Regions from separate parts of the Homo sapiens genome. Here regions 1 and 2 are each linked to region 3. A link is a contact called in ENCODE Hi-C or POLR2A ChIA-PET data. All regions are on one chromosome and are shown on one strand. Each heading gives the region's core, a stretch centred on a gene start or an enhancer-like site at or near the end of the contact. The rest is flanking DNA. Distances are from core to core; before and after follow the strand shown.

The links. A loop is a pair of places that touch in the nucleus more often than their neighbours do. ChIA-PET counts read pairs that join two places held with the same protein, here RNA polymerase II (POLR2A). Pooled maps may share reads with other maps.
Region 1: a map of CD8-positive, alpha-beta T cell shows a loop between it and region 3 (27-fold over the local background). The contact joins the promoter of SP2 here to the promoter of HEXIM2-AS1 in region 3. A Hi-C loop is called at or near these places in 1 of 168 maps with a recorded cell type or tissue (CD8-positive, alpha-beta T cell) and 5 of 50 pooled maps. POLR2A ChIA-PET finds 5 or more read pairs at or near these places in 1 of 52 experiments (activated CD4-positive, alpha-beta T cell).
Region 2: a pooled map shows a loop between it and region 3 (12-fold over the local background). The contact joins the promoter of KPNB1-DT here to the promoter of HEXIM2-AS1 in region 3. A Hi-C loop is called at or near these places in 1 of 37 single-sample maps with no recorded cell type and 6 of 50 pooled maps. POLR2A ChIA-PET finds 5 or more read pairs at or near these places in 2 of 52 experiments (B cell and HepG2).

The regions. Positions count from the first base shown.
Region 1 is chr17:47,894,158-47,897,678 of GRCh38, forward strand. It overlaps SP2 (Sp2 transcription factor), which reads left to right and starts at 2,079. Exons shown (of 7, transcript NM_003110.6): 1 at 2,079-2,136. The coding sequence starts at 2,130. SP2-DT (SP2 divergent transcript) reads right to left here and starts at 1,659. Exons shown (of 3, transcript NR_135480.1): 1 at 1,546-1,659. RefSeq lists silencers at 306-600, 2,149-2,578.
Region 2 is chr17:47,647,356-47,651,100 of GRCh38, forward strand. It overlaps KPNB1-DT (KPNB1 divergent transcript), which reads right to left and starts at 2,073. Exons shown (of 4, transcript NR_171700.1): 1 at 2,041-2,073. KPNB1 (karyopherin subunit beta 1) reads left to right here and starts at 2,564. Exons shown (of 22, transcript NM_002265.6): 1 at 2,564-2,929; 2 at 3,031-3,089. The coding sequence starts at 2,890. RefSeq lists an enhancer at 719-1,564 and silencers at 1,965-2,234, 2,245-2,294, 2,305-2,484, 2,915-2,984, 3,095-3,234 and 1 more.
Region 3 is chr17:45,160,169-45,164,271 of GRCh38, forward strand. It overlaps HEXIM2-AS1 (HEXIM2 antisense RNA 1), which reads right to left and starts at 1,370. Exons shown (of 3, transcript NR_186789.1): 1 at 1,293-1,370. HEXIM2 (HEXIM P-TEFb complex subunit 2) reads left to right here and starts at 1,707. Exons shown (of 4, transcript NM_001303441.2): 1 at 1,707-1,863; 2 at 2,320-2,467; 3 at 2,582-2,691. The coding sequence starts at 2,626. RefSeq lists enhancers at 342-957, 958-1,573, 1,227-1,456, 1,574-2,189, 1,607-1,806 and 1 more.

The sequences.
Region 1 (3,521 bases), core at 829-3,328, 2.7 Mb after region 3:
CCAGGCTGGAGTGCAGTGGTGTGATCATAGCTCATTTTAAGTTCAAACTCCCAGGCTCAAGTGATCCACCCACCTCAGCTTCCCAGGTAGCTAGAACTAAAAGTGCGCACCACCACATGCAGCTAATTTTTTTTGTAGAGATGGGGTTTTGCCATGTTGCCCAAGCTGGGTCTCGAAATCCTGGGCTCAAGTGATCCGCCTGCCTCTGGCTTCCCAAAGCACTAGGAATACAGGTGTGAGCCAACACATCCGGCCATGGATGCATAGGGGTTTACCAGAAGGGAAGGGTCACATAGGAAGTCAACTAGTGGAAAAAAGCGTAAGTGTTTAGGAACCTGGAATCTTTCCTGGAGGGAAAAGGGTAGGATTTGTAGGAAGGGAACGGGGGTAGAGGGAGGAGATAAAGCATGAAAGATACACCAGTAAGAGTGTGTCCTCTGGTGGATGCTGAGGTTAAGAAGAAAAAAGAGTGGGAGGACTTTGCCTAGAAAGGAGTTTGGGCTTTATCTAGGAGATACGGATCCCATGAAGGATCTTTACTAGAGGAGTATTATTGTCTAAAGTCTTGTTTTTCAAAGGCTAACACTGAGAGGAGAAGACTGGAAGAGGCTATTAACATTTATTCAGCAATTACTGTGTACCCGGTATTCTGCTCTGCATTTTGTATTATCACACCAACCTTTTCTAGCAGTGTTTTTCAAACTGCCAGTCATGATCAACAAGAAGGAGAATAAGATAGGATAGGATAAGCATAGAAACTATCAGTGCGTCACAAGTAGTAAGCATTGTTTTCGGAAACTTTATGACACTCTCATACAAATAGCAGTGTACTGGTCTGTATGCAAAATGTATTTCTCTTGATGGACTATGTTTTTTTTTGTTTGTTTTTTTTTTTTTTTTTTTTAAGCCATCGCGCTAAGGTGTAGGTGTGATTAACCTCGTTTTACTGATGAGGACATGAAGCTCAGGGAGTTTCGGTACCCTGCCTAAGTTAGTGGGATGTGTAGGTTTCAAACCCAGACTGGTCTGAAGCCAGAATGGATTCCCTCACTAAGCTAGGCAGCCTTCCCAAGTTCTCGGAAGAGACTTGGGAGCAAAGATAAACCTACCCGCCTAGTGCCTACCAAGTGCTTTACCTCATCTCAAGAAGGTAAGGGTAAGTGGGGCAGAGGCCAAGCAGTACTTCTCAAACTCAAGCGTGCAATTCTGTCCACGCGAGGCCCTTGCTAAAATGCAGATTCTAGGCACGCCCCGTGAAGTACCGAGTCGGATTAGGAGAGGCGGCCAGGGGAGCCTGCCTTTAGAAAGAGCTTCGGATGATTCAGATGCACACGTTTGGGACCGTGGGCTATGGGGGTCGCCGCAATAACCATGTGAGGATTAACGGGGGCTTAACCGATTGTGAAAATCCCCTTAGAAGTGTCGCGTAAACAACCCCAACTCCCACTATGGTGCCGGACCCCAGTGCCTCACTGTACAAAGTCGCCCCTCCCCAGGCGACAACGAGAGAGGGACTAAATAAAAGGTTGATGGCTTTCCACTCACCAGGCATGGGGTTGAGTGGCAGCCGGCTACTGCCGAAGAGCAGGTAAAAGCTCCTGCCACACCTGGGCGAGACTGGACTTAGGGCGCAATGTATATGCTATTTCTGGGGCATTTGTGGGCCTCACCCTAAGGACTTCTGATTGGCTTCAGGGCAGATCTATCATTCATCCTCTGGGTTAGAGGTGGGTGGAAGGTCAACCTCGACCAATACAAAAGCACTCTTCGGCTAAGCCCCTCCCCTTCCAGCTTCCTGTTGCTGTACATCAACCACCCAGCGGGCGGGACTTTGCCTCCCTCCAATTGGCTGATGCACATGTCACTCATTATTCAATTGGCTTTCGGTTGGTGCGCTCTACCGTCCATCAGTGACATTGCACAGACCTATTGGTCAAATCAACGTCGCTCTAGACGCCTCTGGTTGATTGGTTAATAGTGCTGTCGGTCCCCAATGTTCCAAGCGCTTATTGGTGAAGGCTGCCGTCGCTCGGGCGGTGGCGGGCTCCGGGATTGGCGGTTGCTTGGCGGGCGGTGTCAGGCTCTCGGTGGCGGCGGAGGCGGCGGAGGCCAGGGAGGAAGATGTCGTAATGAGCGGTGGGTCCCGGCCGCTGCCGGCGGGGTCTTCCCGGCCCCCAAGGGTCAGGAAGACGGGCAGAGGCCGCGGGGAGAGGGAGCCGAGGCCGGGGGTTCCCCCCTGGGGCTGGGTCTGGCGTCGGGGCCCGGCTTCAGGAGGGGCGGGGGAGGGAGGATTCCCGCCCGGAGGAGGAGCGGGGCTGGCCAGCCGGGCGGAGGCACCCGGAAGGGGGCGTTCGACTCCCCGCCCCCTCGGAGCCCGCCGGGCGGGAGGGCGGCGCTTCCGGGGGCCGGCGAGAGGAGCGGGCACCGGGGTGGCCTGGCACCCCTCGGACGGGTGCCGACCCACTTCAACGCCGCTCTCCCGCCTGGGCGAACTATGCCTGGGTCGGCTCTGAGGAGGCAGCCAACAGCCCTTGTGTTCGCCCCGTGTCTGAGAGGCCTTCCTGCACTCTTAACTGTAGATGCCCACCAGCGATTCAGGGCTCCCCGGAGAACAGAGAGGGGCGAGGGAACGCTTGAGACCCGGACGCTGCCAACCAGATGGGCACTGCTCGGCATCGACGACAGCCCGGTTACTGATATATCCCCAGTCGGGCGATGGTGTCAGGACACGAGAGCACTCCCTGGGCAGATGACCTCTCACCGGGGAGTGGGCAAAAACCTTCCTTTAATGTTTTTACTTGGATCCTTGATCTTCCAGCTAGATATCTGCAAGCTCTTAGCAGAATTGTGAGAAGTTTGAGAACTTCTTGCCAGAGCTCCCAGCCTGTTACTTGACGCCCCGTAGGGGAGACTACTGCAGTCCCAAAGCTCAGGCGCAAACAATCTTAAGGAATTACAGAAGAAATAAAACAAAATAGATACTCGCTCTCTTCCTGTACCCACCTCCATCCCCATTGCTGACTTACGGTTTTCAGCCTCTTATCCATGCTTCTTATGTTTCCTTGCCAGCGGCTTTCTAATTTTAGTTCAGAAGGAACTATGTTTTCTCCTCTGGGCAACTGAGAAACCTGTCCTCACTGCATTCCTTGGTTTTGATTGCAATATCCTGTCATGTTTGTTTCTTAATTAACTTCATCCAAGGGGACTCAGTCTGGCCTTTCTCAGTGCATTCTCCCAAAGTTCTTTCTTCTTCTGAGGTTACTTCTTGTTCACTTATTGTTTCCTAGAGAAAGGTATGAGCCAGTAGATCTGCTTTAAACAATGAATTGGCCCAAGTTTCCCGTTTACAGATTTCATTACAGATGGACACTGTTTCAAGGTGCACTGGCATGCACTGTCTAAAACGGTTTCATGCTGTACCCCAGAAGGCATTCAGTTTCACAGTGGAGGGCTGTATTGAGTTGGTATTCTGGATGATACAATTTTTAGGGCTAGAAAGTTTAGAGTGTTGGCTGGCTCAC
Region 2 (3,745 bases), core at 823-3,322, 2.5 Mb after region 3:
ATTCTCCTGCCTCAGCCTACTGAGTAGCTGGGATTGATTGCAGGTGCCCACCACCACGCCCGGCTAATTTTGTATTTCAGTAGAGACAGGGTTTCACTGTGTTGGCCAAGCTGGTCTCTAACTCCGGACCTCAGTTGATCTGCCCACCTCAGCCTCCCAAAGTGCTGGGATTAAAGGCGTGACCCACCACGCCCTGGCCCAATCTTCACTGATTTATAACAAAGTTACACACACAGGGCAGTTCTTCCACAGTTAATAGATGAAGCAAAAGGCTGGGGTTAGCTGCTAAGCCATGGGAAATCCACTAGTCACAGTATGGTGTGAGGAATGGTGTCCCTACATTTCTAGCTTCAAAACTGCAAAGATATCTCTAGCAGAGAAAGACCATTTCTTCCTCTTTTAACAAAGAGTTGGCCAATCTTTCCTAATTCTTTGTGAAACCTTTCAACAAAGTCAGACTTCCTCCTAGGTTTTCCCAGTGTGGCTACTGCAGGGCAATTACCTCACAAGCTCAAGTCATATGGTAAAAAGCTCTATGAACCAGCTACATCCAATTACCCCTACATCATTACTGTGAAAATGAAACAATTCAAGAAATTCTTTGTTACCATTTATTTTTTCTTTTTTTGAGAGTCTTAACTGTCGCCCAGGCTGAAGTGCAGTGGTGAAGTCTTGGCTCACTGCAACCTCTGCCTCCCGGGTTCAAGAGATTCTGTCTCAGCCTCCTGAGGAGCTGAGATTATAGGCGTGCGCCACCACGCTCGGCTAGGTTTTTTTTTTTTTTTTGTATTTTTAGTAGAGACAGGGTTTCACCATGTTGGCCAGACTGGTCTTGAACTCCTGACCTCAAGTGATCCGCCCGCCTCGGCCTCCCAAAGTGCTGGGATTACAGGCATGAGCCACCGCGCCCGGCCCTATTATTACACTTTTCCTTTATCATTTTAAAAATCTTCATTTTTTTTAAAAGAGACAGGATCTCGCTAAGTTGTCCAGGTTAGTCTTGAACCCCTGGGCTCAAGCGATCCTCCCAAAGTCCTGGGATTGCAGGCCTGAGCCACATACTGTATGCACATTTTTTTTCTTTTCTTTGAGATGGAGTCTCGCTCTGTCGCCAGGCTGGACTGCAGTGGCGCGATATCGGCTCACTGCAACCTCTGCGTCCAGGGTTCAAGCGATTCTCCTGCCTCAGCCTCAGGAATAGCTTGGACTTCAGGTACGCGCCACCACACCGGGCTAATTTTTTATATTTTAGTAGAGACGGGGTTTCACCATGTTGGCCAGGATGGTCTCGATCTCTTGACTCGTCATCCGCCCCCCTCGGCCTCCCAAAGTGCTGGGATTACAGGCGCGAGCCACAGCGCCCGGCCCACGTTTTCTTTATATGCATTTTGCTAAGAAAAGGCATTCATGAGTTTCTTCCGGGGTTGAGAACTGAAACAGGTTAAGAACCACAATCCTTTATTCCTGTACACACATTCTTTCTGGTTCGAGGTTGGGCCTTTACAGGGTACTTTTGGAGGGTGAAACATTTCCATCCTGTCAAGTACCTGGTAGCTATGGATGGGGGGTCTAAGAGGAGGAATCCCTTAGCTCACCCCTAAGCAAGTCAGATTTATCACAGCACAGGTCTCAAGCCCCATATAAGCAGGCTTAGGGGACTCCTTGGAGAGGAAGCTGCTTGTAGGGACAAGGGCCGTCAGGAGAGCTTGAGCTTATCAAGCCACTAACCAGCTGTGTGACCTTGGACAAGTTCCAGACCCTCTCTGGGCTCCTGAACCCATTCCTTACCAAGCCATTAACCAGCTGTGTGACCTTGGACAAGTTCCATACCCTCTCTGGGCTTCAGTTTCCACATCTACACATTGGCAGTGGAGCCACATGGCCTTACGGATCCCTCCCAGCCGAAAGCAGGGTACCAAGCCGACCTAGCCATTAAAGCAGCTTCCTGTGGGCGCGGCGCAGGACTTCAACAGTCCCCCCTCCCCCGCTCAGGCCCGCGAAAACCTCGCGCAACACGCCCCTCGGAGCGACGGCGCTTACCCAACCGCAGCCCCAGCGCTCGAACCCAGCTCCGCCTCTTCCCGGGGGCGTCCCATCGTGCCCCGCGCCGGGCTCCTAGGGTTGCCGGGCACCTCCCGCCTTCCCGCGCCCCGACCCCGAACTCCTCTCCTTAGTTCTCCCGGGCACCCTATCCTATCAACGCCTACTATCCCAGCCAATCGCGCAGGATCCGAGTCGTGCCTCCGGTCCACCCTCCTCCCAGCGCTCAGCCGGTCTGAGCTCAAGGCCTTTACCAAGCCCACCCAATCAACGGCGGGCTCTCTCCTACCCCATCCCAATCTCCCTCCCCTCGGCCAATCCGCGCGCTCCATTCCGCTGCCCGCCCAGCCAACCCGGGCCTTGAAACCAGCAGGCGAATGGGCGCGAGACGGCCCTTCGACGCTGAGCGCCTGGCCAGTTAGGGATTCCGCGTGGCCAGGACAACGGCCAATCGTCGTGGAGCGCGGCGCCTCCGCGGAGAGGTCCGGTCCGAATATCCCTCCGCCTTCCTCCCTCCCTCGCTCCCTCCCTGCGCGCCGCCTCTCACTCACAGCCTCCCTTCCTTCTTTCTCCCTCCGCCTCCCGAGCACCAGCGCGCTCTGAGCTGCCCCCAGGGTCCCTCCCCCGCCGCCAGCAGCCCATTTGGAGGGAGGAAGTAAGGGAAGAGGAGAGGAAGGGGAGCCGGACCGACTACCCAGACAGAGCCGGTGAATGGGTTTGTGGTGACCCCCGCCCCCCACCCCACCCTCCCTTCCCACCCGACCCCCAACCCCCATCCCCAGTTCGAGCCGCCGCCCGAAAGGCCGGGCCGTCGTCTTAGGAGGAGTCGCCGCCGCCGCCACCTCCGCCATGGAGCTGATCACCATTCTCGAGAAGACCGTGTCTCCCGGTAGGACGCAGGAGCCGGGGGTAGGGCTGAGGTGATTGGGGTGGGGGAGGGGAGGCCCGGCCCCTCTGACCCCGCTCCGTCTCCCACTTTCCTCCCCCTAGATCGGCTGGAGCTGGAAGCGGCGCAGAAGTTCCTGGAGCGTGCGGCCGTGGAGAACCTGGTGCGTGCTACCCCGCCGCGCCCATCCCGCCGCGTCCCCATCCCCTGCGTGCGGGGCCTTCCCGCCCTCCCGGAGGCCCAGGCCTCGGGAACCTACCCCGCCCCATCCCGTCCCCCTCCCCCCTCCCCCTCCCCCCCCAACCCGGTCCAACCTAACCCCGCCATCGGGAAGCCGGTGGGTGTGTCCCGCCCCGGGCCTCGCGACTGGCCAATGGCTTGGCGCGCCGAGCTGCCTGCCGCCCAATCGTTGCGCGGCCTGAGGGCGGCGGTGCAGCGGGAGGGAGAAAGAGGGAGGGAAGGGAAGTTAGGTTGCGCGGCGCTGCGTGTTCAGCAGGGGTGGGGGCGGGGGAGTCGGGCCTAGGGGCCATGTGGAAGCTCCGGGCCCGGCCGCCCGCCCTGTCTGACCCCGGCCGGCTTCTCCTTCCTATCCCGTGGCCCCTGTGGCTCTCCCCACCTATTTCCTAGAGCTCTGCCCTTTCCTAGCTACCTTGGTCTGTACTCATGGCCAGGCCTGGCACCCGACTGCCTCTTAACCCATTTCCACTGATATTTTTCCCTCTTTGCTCGGTTATTCCTCTCTTGGGGTTTTTTCTTTTTCTTTCTTTCTTTTTTTTTTTTCTTCTGACCTGGATGAATAGAGACCTAATCACTAGGGAT
Region 3 (4,103 bases), core at 120-2,619:
AACTTCAATCTTTAAGAAGCTGCTACAGCTATAATGTAAGGTTAAGAGTTTATTCTTTCAAAGCAGGTCTCCTCATCTCTTAAACGCTATACATATGAAGTAGATAAAAACTGGTTTCTTTTTTGGTAGCATTTAGGATCTACAAAAGTGATCCTTCAATTACTTGGAATTTCAAAAAATTGAGGTTACCTAGTAACAATGCACCAGTAGAACACAAAATACTCTGACTTTGTTTAGTCTGTGGGAAAAGAAAAATCTTTAAACTGGAAAGATTTTGTAGTCTTACAAAGATTACATTGGAATTGGAATTACTGTAGTTCGTTTTTCCCTCTAGGAGGGCAGCCATTTCTCTAAAAGTTGTGTAAAAGTTAAGACTAGGATTTCAAAATGCAAGCAGATGTTGATGAAGCATACGAAATGGGCAACTCCGTTTCTATTTCGGAGCCGCAGCGACTCCGACTTTGTGCCCCAACCCTGTAAAGGGCAAAACCTCATCCCTTCGGTGTAAACTTTCAAGAGAAGTGGGGCAGCACACTTTAGGCGTTTCACCAAGAGGCTGGCGACATGCTAGGTCAGGTTGTCCGGAGAATCGGGGCTGAATGGGAGAGATCTTGAGGGCAAGAGCCTCAGAGACCTTCAGGCACCGAGCTCGTGAAGGTTTCCAAGTGCCCCTCTCTAGCTGCTCCCAGGGGGAATTAGTGGTTGCTACAGTAGTTTAAGAGGGTCGTGGTTTTTCGCAACCCGGGCGGCGAGATGGCGCTTTGGTGTAAGCGAGGTAAGGTGGGTGCACTGGGATCTCCGCTCTCGGAGCCTCCAGCTGACTGCCACGCCGACTTGTGGCCAGACCTGCGACCTCCGCCCTCCCCCGCGGCGCCAGCCTCTGGAATCTGGCGTCGCCCCCACCTCTCCAGTCGAAGTGGGAGTCCCTCTGTGCGGGGCCTCGCCGCCATACCCAGGCCGAATGGGGGTGGGGAGGGAAGCTGGCAGAGCTCGGCCTCAGGATCCGCGCCCCTGTGGAAAGACCGCAGAGGGAAGCCGTTTCACCAGCCTCTCCCCTTCTGGGGTCTCGGGAAACACGCGGTAATTACCGAAGAACCCCGCACTCTGTGAGAGGCGAGGCTGCGGGGCTGCCGGGACGGTTTGAGGACCGGGCTCGGCCGAGGAGACTCCAACCTTCACCCTCCCTGGCCCCCGGTCCCACTTCCCGCCGTCTCCCGGCGCCGCCACTTCAGGTAGCCCACTCGGCCCGGCCTCTCCCCGCGCCCGGACCACCCCCCACGGGGTGCTCTCACTGCGCAGCGAGTCCCTCCGCTGCCTCCTCCCAGCCCAAAATGGCGGCGATGGCCGCCGAGCTTCTCGTCGCCTTCCTCAAAGGCCAAGGATCCCTCCGCGCCTGCTGCCCCGCCCACCTTAGCCGGATCTATTTTCTGCCCCGTAAAGATTAACGCCATCAATGAACTCTTTAATTGAGTTCGGAGAAGGCGGGTCCAGTTGTGCCTCCTCACAGCTAATCGTTGCCAAAAAAGCGAGAATATTGGCAGAAGGCTTGACCAATCAAAGAAGGCAGTGATGCGCGCGCGGTCTGCCCCCGCGCAAGGGTAGATGGGTTTTGGAGTCTCGGGTGTGGCTGTTGACGTTACAGGCCCTTGGATCGCTTTTCAGGCCAGAAGAACTACAATCCCCAGCAGGCACCGCGCGTCCAGGCTCTCTCTTCCCCCCCATCTTAGTGGCCTGAGCGGCTTGACCAGAGCTGCTGCAACTGCAGCAAGAGGTAGGGCTCAGGCGTTGGGAATTGCACCGACAGGCAGTCGCACAGAAAGGCACACAGATGTAGTGGTGTGCATAGCCCTTGACAGCGAATAGGTCAGTTCCACCTTTGCAAAACCTCTTTCCATGACTGTCTCCCTTCTTCCAAGAAATCCATCCTTATCCTAGTTGGGTTTCCCTCCCAGCTGCATGTAGTGCAAAGACCTCTTTCCCCTTTTCTCCTGTTTCCCTTTCTGAGAGGAAGGAGGGAGGCAGGCCAGGACCTTAGAGGAAAAGTCCTCAGCACTAGGCTGGCCCAGGTCCCAGCTGTGCTTCTGGCCTTTGGAGCCCAGCTTGGGGAGAAGGTTGGGGGTGCAGGGCTGCATCAAGATTGGGGCCACTGGAGACAGTGGGGAAGGACTCGTGAGCTTGCTCCATGTTCTCCCGTGGCAGCAGCAGCCCCGCTGCACTCCCAGCCTCCCCAGGCAGTCCTCCTTTGCCCCTTTGGTGGTTGGGGAAACAAAACTTACACCTGGCTTCCTGGCTGCCAACCTGGGCCTCGGTGACTTCCAGGAGGACAGTACAGGACATGAGTCCTGGTGAGGGACCCGAGGAGCAGGACAGAGAAGACGGCCCCTGAATCCCATTTGGCCCCTTGCTGGCTGGAGGTGTGAAAACCAGCGGTGGAGGCAGCCTTCGGGGCCTGCATTTGAGAATAAGGGTATGAAGGGCTGGGGTACAAAATGGCTGCCACTGCCTGGGCAAACAATTCTGGGCAGCCAGAGTATTCCTGACGTTCCTTCAGGATTTAGGTTTCTGTTGTTGTTCAAAGCAGGTGTCACTAGTTCCAGGCGTCTGCTGAAAGATTTGGAACAGAAGATGATGGCCACTCCGAACCAGACCGCCTGTAATGCAGAGTCACCAGTGGCCCTGGAGGAGGCCAAGGTAAGTCCCTGCCCTCCTGCCCACCCAAGCACCACGAGCACGGGTCCCACAGCTGAGATCCAAACTTCTTGTCCCAGATGTGTTGGTAGATTTGGAAAACCAGTATTTTGACGAATCAGTACTATGCACTAGGCAATAGGCCGGAATCCCAGTCTATGCTAGCTGATGAAATCTTAGTAACTGGCCGGGTGCGGTGGCTCACACCTGTAATCCCAGCACTTTGGGAGGCCTAGGTGGGTGGATCACCTGAGGTCAGGAGTTCGAGACCAGCCTGACCAACATGGCAAAACCCTGGCTGTACTGAAAATGCAAAATTAGCCTGGCATAGTGGTGGCGCATGCCTGTGATCCCAGCTACTTGGGAGGTTGAGGCAGGAGAATCGCTTGAACCCAGGGGTCGGAGGTTGCAGTGAGCCAAGATCTCGCAATTGCACTCCAGCCTGGGCGTCAGAGCGAGACTCCGTCTCAAAAAAAAAAAAAAAAAAAAAAAATCCTAGTAACCCTTTCAGGTAGGAATTATTTCCAATTCCCAGAAGCTAAGGTTCTGAGACCTGAAATACCTGTTCCAGAATCATGCTATCTACAAGCAACAGACCCAGGGTTTAAACTTAGGGCCTTCTGACAACAGAACATTGCCTTGACCTCAAGTCCAAAGAGGGCATGGAGGGACTGGGTTGAATGTTTACATTTTGTCCAGGCTAAGAACCAAGTCTGAAGCAGGAAGAAGAGTTTTTGGTTCATAATTTGGAATGGACCCAGGCAGGCAATTCACTTGAGACCAGAAGTTCAAGACCAGCCTGGCCAACATGGTGAAACCTCATCTCTACTAAAAATACAAAAATTAGCTGGGCATGGTGGCACATGCCTGTAATACCAGCTACTCAGGAGGCTGATGCACCAGAATCACTTGAACCCAGGATGCAGAGGTTGCAGTGAGCTGAGATCACACCACTGCACTTTAGCCTGGGCGACAGAGTGACACTCCATCTCAAAAAAGAAACAAAAACAAAAACAGGCCAGGCGCAGTGGCTCACGCCTGTAATCCTAGCACTTTTGGAGGCTGAGGTGGGTGGATCACCTGAGGTCAAGAGTTCAAGACCAGCCTGGCCAACATGGTGAAACTCTGTCTCTACTAAAAATACAAAAATTAGATGGGCGTAATGACAGGCGGCTGTAATCCCAGCGACTCAGGAGGCTGAAGCAGGAGAATCACTTGAACCCATGAGGCAGAAGTTGCAGTGAGCTGAGATTGTGCCATTGCACTCCAGCTTGGGCAACAAGAACAAAACTCTCTCAAAAAAAAAAAAATGCTGGAAGCCGGGTGCAGTGGCTCACGCCTGTAATCCCAGCACTTTGGGAGGCCGAGGTGGGCGGATCACCTGAGGTCACGAGTTCGAGACCAGCCTGACCAAC